Regions from separate parts of the Homo sapiens genome. Here all the other regions are linked to region 3. Evidence: chromatin contacts called from ENCODE Hi-C or POLR2A ChIA-PET data. All regions are on one chromosome and are shown on one strand. Each heading gives the region's core, a stretch centred on a gene start or an enhancer-like site at or near the end of the contact. The rest is flanking DNA. Distances are from core to core; before and after follow the strand shown. Region 1 holds the start of TSHR-AS1 (TSHR antisense RNA 1). Region 2 overlaps SEL1L (SEL1L adaptor subunit of SYVN1 ubiquitin ligase). Region 3 holds the start of LINC02328 (long intergenic non-protein coding RNA 2328).

Region 1 (4,280 bases), core at 330-2,829, 4.8 Mb after region 3:
CTGGACAGCCTCATGGTAAAGCTATCAAATCCTGCTCTTGGCATATTTTGCAGTAGTGTTGTGCCCAGGGAGGGGGGCAGTCAGTCCTGGGGGACGGGCAATAAGGAGGTGAACTGCTGGCCGAGAACATAAACACAATCATTATTAAATTGATTACATGTAGTGTGCTTTTTATTATTACCATGTGCCAGCAATCCTAAACTATGTCAATGATAGAACACCTTCCCATAAGAAATAATTTTTTGTTCTAACTGGTCTAATTGTTACAGTTAGTGTTACAGTTAGCGTTGAGAGTGTTTTTCCATTTTTTTTTACTGTGATAAAATATGATTACCATTTTAGCCATGGTTAAGTGTACAGTTCAGTGGCATGAAACACATTAATGTTTAGTTTTAATAAAATATTTGTTAGCTTCATTTTTTTTTTACATTTCACATACATGAAATAAGCCAATCACAAAAAGATAAATACTACACAATTCCACTTAAATGAGGTTATCTACAGTGATCAAATTCTTAGAAACAAAAAGTAGAATGGTGGTTACTCCGGACTGGAGGAAGCAGGAAATGAGAAATTGTTCAGTGGATACAGATTGAGTATCCTCTCTGAAGATTTGTATATTTAAAATTTTTTTCTTTATCTGATTGAGTTGATTTGAAGAATCAGTTTTTGAGCTCTGAGATTCCACAGCTTGATCTATTCCTCTGTTAATGCTTCCAACACTATTATGAAAATTTTGTAGTGAATTTTTAAATTCCAGTTCAGTTTGGTTCTTTTTAAAAATGGCTATTTTGTCTTTCAATTTTTGGGTCATTTTTACTGGATTCCTTGGATTGGGTTTCTACTTCCTCTTGAATCTTGATGAGCTTCTTTGGTATCCAGATTCTGAATTCTATGTCTGTCATTCCGGACATTTCAGTCCTTGCTGAGGGGCTAGTATGCTTATTTGACGTTTTGAATTGCCAGAGTTCTTGTGCTGACTCTTTTGAGAGGGCTGGTGTTCCTTTGTCGTCTTGTTTTTATATTATTCATTTACCTTGAGGGCTTAACTGTGGTATATGTTGAGTATAGTCAATTGGCTTCATTTCTGGATACTTTCAGAGGGCCAAGGCTCTGTATGGGATCTTTGTGGCTAGATTCTTGCTCTGGGTTTTACAGGTGCTCTATACTGGCAGAATATTTTGAAATTGTAATTTCGGCGGCAAACCAGTAGATGGCGCTTAAGAGTAATTGCCGGCAGGCTCTGACTCAGCGCTGGCTCTTTGGTATTTTGTATTCGCAGTCATGCTCCATAGTTCAGGGGAGAGAGATGATCCTTTTGCCAAGTCCTCTCCTGGCCCTTAGAGGAGCCCCCTCCAATCACTGGAGCTGCACTTACGTTTCCTTTGTTAGGTGTTCGGAGCTGTGGGGGCTCTCTCCGGCAGAGGCTAAGGCTTGCAGACAGGCCGCAACCCTTCCCTGAAAGGCCCTGAGAGAGACAAGTCTCATCCCGCGCTGGCCCACGAACTGCTTCTCACTCCTCCCAGTGTTCTGAGTGGAGGCTCCTCCCCCGCGCTTGCGCACCAGCCACAGGTCTCAGCTGGGCACTCCTGAGCTCTGTGCTGCAACCTTGGGGCATTGGGCTCTGTCTTTCGGCCCCTCGGGGTCAGACCCCTGCTGTGTTGGGGGATCCGAAGTGCTCCCAAGCTGCCTGGAAAGCATTCAGGCGGGGTCGCTAGCAAGAACTCAGGCTGGGCAGCGGAGGCGGCACAGTGCACACACTCCTGCAGGAACAACCAGACAGGGGCTTTGGGAGGGGCTGCGTGCAGGGGGTCCCGCAGAACATATGCGCCCCAGTCCCGCAGGAAGGACCGCCCTGCTCTCTCTTGGCTCACTGGTAAGTTGAGGTCAGATGGGGAGCCTTGGGGGATAGGCGCCTATAGCCACCTTCCTCTGCAGCTGCCATGCACACAAAACCCCCTGGGCTCCCTGCAACCTGGAGCTCTGTCTCTGCCTACTCCCTGGGCAGATCCCCCTGCCAATTCAACTGTCTGTGGGGGTCATAGGATCTCTTATAGCTGGGATCCCAGAAATACGTGAGGAGAGTGGGCTGCCCCACTGTCACTTTACTCAACCCTTCCCTAGGAAACGTTCTGGGCCTGGAACTAGTCCTGGCACTCACCCCGCGCAGGGTTCCCAGCTTCCTTCCTCTTCAGCCTCGTGTCTGTGTGGCCGCTCTGTGGACTCAGCGTTTCACTGCGAAGATCTGCTCAGAGTGTGTTGGTTTACGGGATATTTTGGTGTCTCGGTGGGAGCAGCACTTATTGACTGCATCTGTTATTTTTCTGGGAAAAATCATCTAATCAAGATGTTTCTGGGAGCAATGTAACACAACAATTCAAACGCAAGAAGGCATCTCATCTTGAGCAAATAAATAGGAATAATGCCAAATGCTTTTTATGTCTCAGACACTACACATGTATGAATCTTTAAATAACCCAATGCACTACGCTTTAGATTTCTCCCCATTTTACAGATAGGAAAAGTGAGGTACAGAGAGATTGTAGACTTTGCCCAAAGTCACACAGCAAGTGAGTGGTGGAGTCAAGTTGGACCCAGTCTGACTTCGGAGATGACTACTTACCCATTAAGAGCAGGTTCCTCATTAAAAACGAGGATAAAGACCTTGTTAGTGTATTCAGAGTACTAAGGGGAAATAATTCAATCTAGGAACCTAGACCCAGCTAAAAATATTATTTCAGTCAGGATGAAATAAAGATATTTTAAAATAAAAACTGAAAGTGTTTATTATTTACAAGTTCTATCCAGGCAGAAAGACCTAGTAAACAATAAACTTTAGAAAAAAGATTATGGAAATTCAAAAGAGGATGAAAGAAGAAATGGAAAACAAAGAAATTGGTAAGCATGAATAGGTCAAAATATTGACTGTGAGAGAAAAATTAGAATGTTAAGTTTTAAAGGAAAGTGGAAGAAATATAATGCATAACAACATTAAATTGCTTCATGAATTGTAGACAATAAAGACTTCTGTGGGAAAAAACCACACTCAAACTCAAAGTGCTTTTTCTATTCTCTCTCTTAACAACAATCAACACAGAAGATGTCTGTGACCAAACTGGGGTGGAGGTGTTCTTCCTGCTACTAAGCAAGCAACAAATTCTACAATTCTGTTGTGGCTTACCTGGAGATAGCATCAGATCCCACATGTTGAGGATTCATTCCCACAAGACTGCCCCTACTTCACATGTCAGTTGCAACTCCAGGCCTCCAGAATTTCTGACCAATCAGCTTCAAGTTGGGGTTTTCATAACTCCCTCTTTGGGTTCAATTAATTTGCTGGAGTGGGTCAAATAACCCAGGGAAACATTTATGTTTACTGGTTTGTTATAAAAGATGTTAGAAATGATACAGATGAAGAGAGGCAAAGGCAAGGTAGGGGAGAAGGGGCATGGAGCTTCCGTGACCTCCCTGGATATGCCACCCTTTAGGAACCTCCATGTGTTCAGCTATCCAGAAACTCTTTGAACCTTGGTCTCTTGCTTGAGCCTTTCATGGGAACATCATTGAATAGGCATGACTGACAACTGTGTAGAAATGTGATTGGACAAAAAGAGTATGGTCTAATACTCATAGACTGAGAGGGGAAACCCTGTAAGGCCTGTCTGTTCAGATTCCTTTTGGCCCCTCTGTGTAGGACTCCTTCTTTTAGGGTATGGGGCAAGATCACTTCTGAAATGAGGGTCTTACGTCCCACAGTCAGACAAGGTAGGTCAGAGAATTCCTTTATGGCCAGCGCCAATATAGAAAAACAAGGAAGATTCCTCACTTGGAGAGAAAAAGGAGCAGGTGCAAGGAGGGCAGGAGAGGAGCAGAGAGACATTCTGTTTTCTCAGGCCTGCTTCTGAGCCCTAAAGTGCTCCACCATTATACCAAGAGCTATTGGAGTTATGAGCCAGGAACATGGATGGAAACCTATATGTAAAACCACAAACACACAGTAATAACAATATACCAGGATCCTTTAAAGAAACGAAGACATCTTTAAGCTTTTATTTCAGTTTAGTCGTCTCTCTTCAGAGGGATGGCCCAATAAAACTTCCTTACATATAAAGATAAAGCAAAAACTCAAAGAATAAAATAATGATGCCAAAAATGTTTTTTGTTGATGCCACCATTATTACCCTCCTAACCCGAGTTGATTCTACTTGGAAAATGCACACTTTGCTTATTTCATTTTTGTTTTTTTACCTTGCACTGGTGGAAATCTAAGATGACAAAGA
Region 2 (4,126 bases), core at 1,465-3,964, 4.5 Mb after region 3:
AAAGGCAGCACCAAGACATGCCTGCACCCAGGCCTCCAGGGCCACGGCCAGCTCCACCCCAGCAGGAGGGGCCACCAGAGCAGCAGCCACCACAGTAATAGGCACTGGGTCCAGCCTTGATCAGTGACAGCGAAGGAAGTTATCTGCTGGGAACACTTGCATTTGATTTAGGACCTTGGATCAGTGGTCACCTCCCAGAAGAGGCACGGCACAAGGAAGCATTGAATTCCTAAAGCTGCTTAGAATCTGATGCCTTTATTTTCAGGGATAAGTAACTCTTACCTAAACTGAGCTGAATGTTTGTTTCAGTGCCATATGGAATAACAACTTTCAGTGGCTTTTTTTTTTCTTTTCTGGAAACATATGTGAGACACTCAGAGTAATGTCTACTGTATCCAGCTATCTTTCTTGGATCCTTTTGGTCATTATTTCAGTGTGCATAAGTTCTTAATGTCAACCATCTTTAAGGTATTGTGCATCGACACTAAAAACTGATCAGTGTAAAAAGGAAAACCCAGTTGCAAGTTTAAACGTGTTCGAAAGTCTGAAAATAGAACTTGCCTTTTAAGTTAAAAAAAAAAAAAGCTATCTTGAAAATGTTTTGGAACTGCGATAACTGAGAAACTCTTACCAGTCCACATGCAATTAGACATATTCAGCATATTTGTTATTTTAAAAGGGAGGGTTGGGAGGTTTCTTATTGGTGATTGTCACACGGTATACCATACTCCTCTCCTTCAAAGAATGAAAGGCCTTGTTAAGGAGTTTTTTGTGAGCTTTACTTCTTTGGAATGGAATATACTTATGCAAAACCTTGTGAACTGACTCCTTGCACTAACGCGAGTTTGCCCCACCTACTCTGTAATTTGCTTGTTTGTTTTGAATATACAGAGCCTTGATCCAGAAGCCAGAGGATGGACTAAGTGGGAGAAATTAGAAAACAAAACGAACTCTGGTTGGGGTACTACGATCACAGACACAGACATACTTTTCCTAAAGTTGAAGCATTTGTTCCCAGGATTTATTTTACTTTGCATTTCTTTTTGCACAAAGAACACATCACCTTCCTGAATTCTTTAAATATGAAATATCATTGCCAGGGTATGGCTTACAGTGACTACTATTATAATACTAAAACTCAGAGAATCAAAGATGGATTAAACTCAGTGGTTGATGAAAGCCAAAACCTGTTTGTACTGTTCTATACTATTCAGGTATCTTTTTATTTCTGATAGTTTTATATTATAATAGAAAGCCAGCCACTGCTTAGCTATCATAGTCACCATTTTCTCACTGTTAACATTAGGAAAATCAAGGCTACTATGCTTCAGGATTGTCTGGTTAAATAGTATGGGAAAAAAACTGAAGAGTTTCACATAATTACACACGTGAAATAATTAAAGCTTAAACTGAATTTGTATTTCATTTTATTGTCAGATGGTGGTGTTCACCAGCCTGTATCTTGTCTGAGACTGCATTCGTATCTGAGCAGGTTTTCTATGCCTACTGATGTCAGTATGTTTATACTAACCTTCATGCTTTTTTCCCAGAATCCCTCATCTGCCAGAAAACTTGAAAAGTTTATTGCTTGTAGAGTTGTACTGCTTTGATTTTTGAAGTTGGGGTAGTAGTTAGAACTAGATTTAACTAGTCTATAATGAACATGAAGGCTTTTATATATGAAGTTGTATACCTTTTTGTGTTTAGAGAATTATGGGAAACCTGGTAAGCAAAACTTTCCTCCCAGATAATTGCTTCCAAATTCGAAGAGTTAGTCACCAAGAGAGCCATATGTATGAAAGCGTATCTGTGAAAGGTAGGAAACTTACCCCCCCTAAGTGTAATGTTGCTTTAGGCAACTCTTGTAAATAGTGAGACTTGTTTGGTCTCTTACATGTAGAGATTTGAGTGCAGTTGGTACAGTACTTTGGTGTCTCCACCACTGTCCCTTCTCCCCGCTTCAAAATAAGTGTAATCCACGGTAGCAGCCACACTTCCTTTAGAAGGAACTGTTATAATTTATTTAAAAGTTGAAAAACCACCCAAGATGACTACCAACTTTCACTTTTTTCTTCTGCCATCCACCCTCATTTTTCCTTTAGCAAGATTTTTATATCTAACTTTCCTTCCCTCCATTGAGTACGTGCTTTGAGAAAACATTTCTTAAAACAGTGTGTGCCACCTAAGGCTGGATGGGAAAGTGCAGTCTTGTTGTTCATATAAAAACACACTTCTTATTAGTTTACCACTTGCCTTTTTCTATTGTTAATGTTCTGAATTTCCTTTTCTTGGCTTGTTTCTACTTCATTTTACCCTGGGTCACTTGCTGCCAGCAGTTTGTGAATGGTGTCTTTCAAATAACTTAGTTCTTATGGCTTCACTTAAAGACTGTCTCAAAAATACTTTGCTCTCTTCTTCTTTTTTGTTCATGGGACATGGTACCTAAGCAAATAGGAGTTGGGTTTGGTTTTTCTCCTAAAATAATGCTCAATACTTACCTAATCAAATGGCATCCATTTGAATAAAATGACAATAACTAAAGCTAGTTAATGTCAGTGACATTAAACTAACTCCAGGATTCAGGAGTTTTAATGTTAGAATTTAGATTTAACAGATAGAGTGTGGCTTCATTTGTCCATGGTAGCCCATCTCTCCTAAGACCTTTTCTAGTCTGTCTTCCTGCCTTCGAACTTGATGACAGTAAAACCCTGTTTAGTATTCTCTTGTGCATTTGGTTTGTTGGTTAGCCGACTGTCTTGAAACTATTCATTTTGCTTCTAGTTTTATTTTACAGAGGTAGCATTGGTGGGTTTTTTTTTTTTTTTCTGTCTCTGTGTTTGAAGTTTCAGTTTCTGTTTTCTAGGTAAGGCTTATTTTTGATTAGCAGTCAATGGCAAAGAAAAAGTAAATCAAAGATGACTTCTTTTCAAAATGTATTGTTTAGCACTTAACTCAGATGAATTTATAAATTATTAATCTTGATACTAAGGATTTGTTACTTTTTTGCATATTAGGTTAATTTTTACCTTACATGTGAGAGTCTTACCACTAAGCCATTCTGTCTCTGTACTGTTGGGAAGTTTTGGAAACCCCTGCCAGTGATCTGGTGATGATCTGATGATTTATTTAAAGAGCCGTTGATGCCTCCAGGAAACTTAAGTATTTTATTAATATATATATAGGAATTTTTTTTTATTTTGCTTTGTCTTTCTCTCCCTTCTTTTATCCTCATGTTCATTCTTCAAACCAGTGTTTTGGAAGTATGCATGCAGGCCTATAAATGAAAAACACAATTCTTTATGTGTATAGCATGTGTATTAATGTCTAACTACATACGCAAAAACTTCCTTTACAGAGGTTCGGACTAACATTTCACATGCACATTTCAAAACAAGATGTGTCATGAAAACAGCCCCTTTACCTGCCAAGACAAGCAGGGCTATATTTCAGTGACAGCTGATATTTGTTTTGAAAGTGAATCTCATAATATATATATGTATTACACATTATTATGACTAGAAGTATGTAAGAAATGATCAGAACAAAAGAAAATTTCTATTTTCATGCAAATATTTTTCATCAGTCATCACTCTCAAATATAAATTAAAATATAACACTCCTGAATGCCTGAGGCACGATCTGGATTTTAAATGTGTGGTATTCATTGAAAAGAAGCTCTCCACCCACTTGGTATTTCAAGAAAATTTAAAACGATCCCAAGGAAAGATGATTTGTATGTTAAAGTGACTGCACAAGTAAAAGTCCAATGTTGTGTGCATGAAAAGGATTCCTTGGTTATGTGCAGGGAATCATCTCACATGCTGTTTTTCCTATTTGGTTTGAGAAACAGGCTGACACTATTCTCTTTGATTAGAAAATAAACTCATAAAACTCATAATGTTGATATAATCAAGATGTAACCACTATAAATATGTAGAAGAGGAAGTTTTAAAAGACCTTAAGCTGGCATTGTGAAGGAACACCATGGTAGACTCTTTTTGTAAATGTATTTTGTATTTAATGAAATGCAGTATAAAGGTTGGTGAAGTGTAATATAATTGTGTAAACAAATCCTGTTAATAGAGAGATGTACAGAATCGTTTTGTACTGTATCTTGAAACTTGTG
Region 3 (4,013 bases), core at 1,050-3,549:
GAAAATCTATGGAATCTTAGATTTGTCGATGAGTTTTTAAATACAGCACCAAAAGCACAATACATGAAAAAAAAGTAAGACTTTATTAGAATTATAAACATCTGCTCTTTGAGAAATATTAAGAGAGTTAAAGGACAAGCCATAGAATGAGAAAAAAATATTTGTGAAACACATATCTGGTAAAAAAAAAAAAAAGATAGAAAAAATAAAAATAATACATCCAAAATATACAGAGTGATGCTTAAAACTCAAGAATAAAATACAACTCAATTAAAAAGTAAGCAAAAGTTCTAAACAGATACCACCATATATATGGCAAATAAGTACATGTAAAGATGCTCAACATTGGTTGTCATTAGGTATATAAAAATTAAAATAATAATGAGATAACATTGTACATGTATTAAGAGGGCTAAAAACCAAAATATGCTAATACTAAATACTGGTTAGGATGAGGAGCAACAAGAACTCTCATTCATCACCGGAGAAAATGCAGAATGGTACAACCACTCTGATGGATAACTTAGCAGTTTCTAACAAAGCTAAACATATTTTTACCTTGTAATCCAGCAGCTGGGTTCTTAGATATTTACCTAGATGATTTGAGAAATTTTAACTACAGAAAACTTTCACATGAATGTTTATAGAATTTTATAAAATTATCACCAAAAACTGAAAGCTATCAAGATGTTCTTCAACACAGAAATGAATAAACTCTGGTATATCCATACAATGAAATACTATTCAGAGATAGGAAAGAATGAGCTATCAAGCTGTACAAGGACATAGATGATTCTTAAATGTGTATTGCTAAATGAAAGAAGCCAGCATGAAAGGACTGCTGCATACTGCATGATTATATTACATTCTGGAAAAAGCAAACTTATAGAGAGGGTAAAGATATCATTTGAAAGCAGCCTGGGCAAGATGGCAAGACCCTGGCTCTACAAAAAAAATTAAAAATTAGCTGGGCATGGTGGTGCACACCTGTAGTCCCAGCTACTTGGGAGGCTGAGGCAGGAGGATCCTTTGAGCCCAGGAAGTAAAGGTGGCAGTGAGCCATATATATGGTGCCACTGCACTCCAGACTGGGAAACGAAGCAAGACCCTGTCTCTAAAAATGAAAAAATAAAGAAAATAAAGATATCAGTGGTTTCTAGAGGTTCACAGACACAGATTTGAGTAGGTGAAGCACAAGAGATTGCCTAGAGTGGTGAAACTATTCTGTATGATACTGCAATGGTGGATAGATGATATTATGCATTTATCAAAACCCATAAAAGTCTAGAGCACAAAAACTTAACCGTAATGTATGAAAATTTTTAAAAAATTATTTAGGAGGTTAGGAGATCCCAGATACAAGGTAAACTGTGACTATACAACCATCCAATCTTCAACAAGGCCAACAAAAACAAGCAACAAGGAAAGGACACTCTATTCAATAAATGGTGCTGGGATAACTGGTTAGTATGCAGAAGATTGAAACTGGATCCCTACCTTTCACCAGATACAAAAATTAACTGAGGATGAATTAAAGACTCAAATGTACGCTCTCAAACTATAAAAATCCTAGGAAATATCCTTCTCAACACTGGCCTTGGCAAAGAAAATTTGGCTAAGTCCCCAAAAACAATTGCAGCAAAAACAAAAATTGACAAGTGGGACCTAATTAAAGAGCTGCTGCACAGCAAAAGAAACTACCAATAGAGTAAACAGAAAACCTACAGAATGTGAGAAAATATTTGCAAACTATGCATCCAACAAATGCCTAATATCCAGAATCTGTAAGGAACTTACAACAAGCAAAAAACAGAATACATTAAAAAATGGGCAAAGGACATGTACAGACACTTCTTAAAAGAAGACATACAAGCGGCCAACGAACATGAAAGAATGCTTGTCATCACTAATCATCAGGGAAATGCAAATCAAAACCACAATGCTATATCATCTTAAACCAGTTACAATGGCTATTACTCTACAGTCAAAAAACAACATATGCTGGCGAGTCTAGAGAAAAAGGAACATTTATACACTGTTGGTGAGAATGAAAATTAGTTCAGCCACTATAAAAAGCAGTTTGGAGACTTTTCAGAGAACTTAAAACAGAGGTACCATTCAACTCAGCAGTCCCACTGAGACGAGAAGTCTTCTTCTGATGGAAGGTTTTTCTCAATGGAAGCGTTCGTGTCTCACGGGCTTCAAGGAATGAAGCTGTGGACCACAGCAGCGAGTGTTACAACTTGATTAGAGAAACGGGCGGACCCAAAGAGTGTGCGGCTGCAAGATTTGTTAAAGTGAAAGCAAAAGTAAAGTGAAAGCGAAAGTAAAGCTTCTGCGTGGTGGAAGGGGACCCAGAAGGGTTGCTGTTTCTGGCTTGGGTGTCTTATGCTTATATCGCCTTATGACCCCTCCCCTTTTCCTTTTTCTGTCCTATACAATTAGCTTATTTTCAACCCACTTGTGGGTTGATGGGCCTGATTGGTTAAAAACATCAGGCTGTAGCTAGACCTTAAACTCCCTATATGATTGGTTGAAGTTTCAATCCCTTAGCTTGCAGCTGTGACTCATTTTGGCTTAGGGGAAAGTCCCCTTTGATTGGTTGAAGTTTAAATCCCTTAGCTTGCAGCTGTGACTTATTTGGGTTTAGGGGATAGTCCCCTTAGGGAAGTCCCTATTGACCCAGGAAGTCCAGCCAACTTAGCCACTTAGTCCCTCACCATTACTGGGTATATAACGAAAGGAATTTAGGTCATCATACTGGAAAAAACACATGCTATTGTATGTACATTGCCACACTACTCACAATAGCAAAGACATATGTGATGGTTAATACTGAGTGTCAATTTGACTGGATTGAAGGATACAAAGTATTGATCCTGGGTGTGTCTGTGAGGGTGTTCCCAAAGGAGATTAACATTTGAGTTAGTGGGCTGGGAAAGGCAGACCCACCCTTAATCTGGGTGGCACAATCTAATCAGCTGCCAGGTGGCTAGAATATAAGCAGGCAGAAAAATGGAAAAGAGAGACTGGCCTAGTCTCCCAGCCTACATCTTTCTCTTGTGCTGGATGCTTCCTGCCCTGGAACATCCGACTCCAAGTTCTTCAGTTTTGGAACTCAGACTGGCTCTTCTTACTCTTCAGCCTGCAGACAGCCTATTGTGGAACCTTGTGATTGTGTGAGTTAATACTTAATAAACTCCCCTTTATGTATATATGTGTGTTCCATTAGTTCTTTCCCTCTAGAGAACCCTGATACAGATGTTGGTACCAGAAGTGGTCTTCTAGAGGAACAGAATATTAAGGATGTAGTTCTTTCATTGGTTTTGGAATTTCTGGTGTTGGCTGCTTAATATTAGACGCCAAAAATGCTAAGAACTCTACTTCTAATAGCATGGAGAACACTGATAATCCTTGGCATGAACTGTTCGAGAAATATGCAAAATAAATGCATTTGACACTCCTGATTCATCGCTCCTGAGAGGCAAGGATTTTAGTGACTCTACATGTAATACCTTTGACCATATGTGGAGAACCAAGGAACATAATGAAGCTGGTTGGTTGCTCCTAAGTTCAGTGGAAAAAGTGATGAAAGAAAATAATGAACTCAGGGATTCTATCTCCCGGCCTCAGAAGCAGATACTGAGCCTCAAATCTGCTAAGACTGCCCTGAGTGAGAGTCTTATCTTCCTGTAGAGAAAGAGCTGAAATTGTGGAAAAACAGACACAAACCCTTATCATGTAGGCTGACCTGTAATGAAAGATGCATGCACAGCCTCACCAGGTGTCCACTGTTAAAGTGAGCGCTTTGATTAGAAAAGAATGGGGCCCTGCAACTTGGAATGGGGACGTGTGGGAGGACCCTAATGAAGCTGGGGACACTGAGTTTGTAAACTCTGATGAAACTTTTCGGCCAGAGGAAACAGCTTCCCCATCCCCAGTAGAGACAATATCCCCTCCCTGACCCACACTGCCATCAGCCTTTCCACCTTTGTCTGAGGAGATAAACCCTG

The links. Hi-C counts contacts between places; a loop is a spot of excess contacts on that map. ChIA-PET counts read pairs that join two places held with the same protein, here RNA polymerase II (POLR2A). Pooled maps may share reads with other maps.
Region 1: a loop to region 3 is called in a map of CD8-positive, alpha-beta T cell, with 12 times the contacts of the local background. The contact joins the promoter of TSHR-AS1 here to the promoter of LINC02328 in region 3. A Hi-C loop is called at or near these places in 2 of 168 maps with a recorded cell type or tissue (CD4-positive, alpha-beta memory T cell and CD8-positive, alpha-beta T cell) and 4 of 50 pooled maps. POLR2A ChIA-PET finds 5 or more read pairs at or near these places in 1 of 52 experiments (T-cell).
Region 2: a loop to region 3 is called in a pooled map, with 11 times the contacts of the local background. The contact joins the enhancer-like site here to the promoter of LINC02328 in region 3. A Hi-C loop is called at or near these places in 4 of 37 single-sample maps with no recorded cell type and 7 of 50 pooled maps.

Annotation. Positions count from the first base shown.
Region 1 is chr14:81,167,705-81,171,984 of GRCh38, reverse strand. TSHR-AS1 (TSHR antisense RNA 1) reads left to right here and starts at 1,579. Exons shown (of 9, transcript XR_007064290.1): 1 at 1,579-1,876. It overlaps LOC105370594 (a long non-coding RNA gene), which reads right to left and starts at 3,213. Exons shown (of 2, transcript XR_944073.3): 1 at 3,182-3,213; 2 at 150-2,324. RefSeq lists enhancers at 1,205-1,574, 1,795-1,854.
Region 2 is chr14:81,472,944-81,477,069 of GRCh38, reverse strand. It overlaps SEL1L (SEL1L adaptor subunit of SYVN1 ubiquitin ligase), which reads left to right. Exons shown (of 21, transcript NM_005065.6): 21 at 1-4,126. The coding sequence ends at 98. Among named protein-coding and RNA genes, the nearest start is that of LINC02308, 25 kb to the right of the region's middle. Within about 2 kb of position 2,714, at least 5 of the 41 ENCODE cell types and tissues checked have a DNase peak (open chromatin) inside an H3K27ac peak, as active enhancers do.
Region 3 is chr14:85,932,964-85,936,976 of GRCh38, reverse strand. LINC02328 (long intergenic non-protein coding RNA 2328) reads right to left here and starts at 2,299. Exons shown (of 4, transcript NR_110155.1): 1 at 2,116-2,299. RefSeq lists enhancers at 2,185-2,394, 2,765-2,814.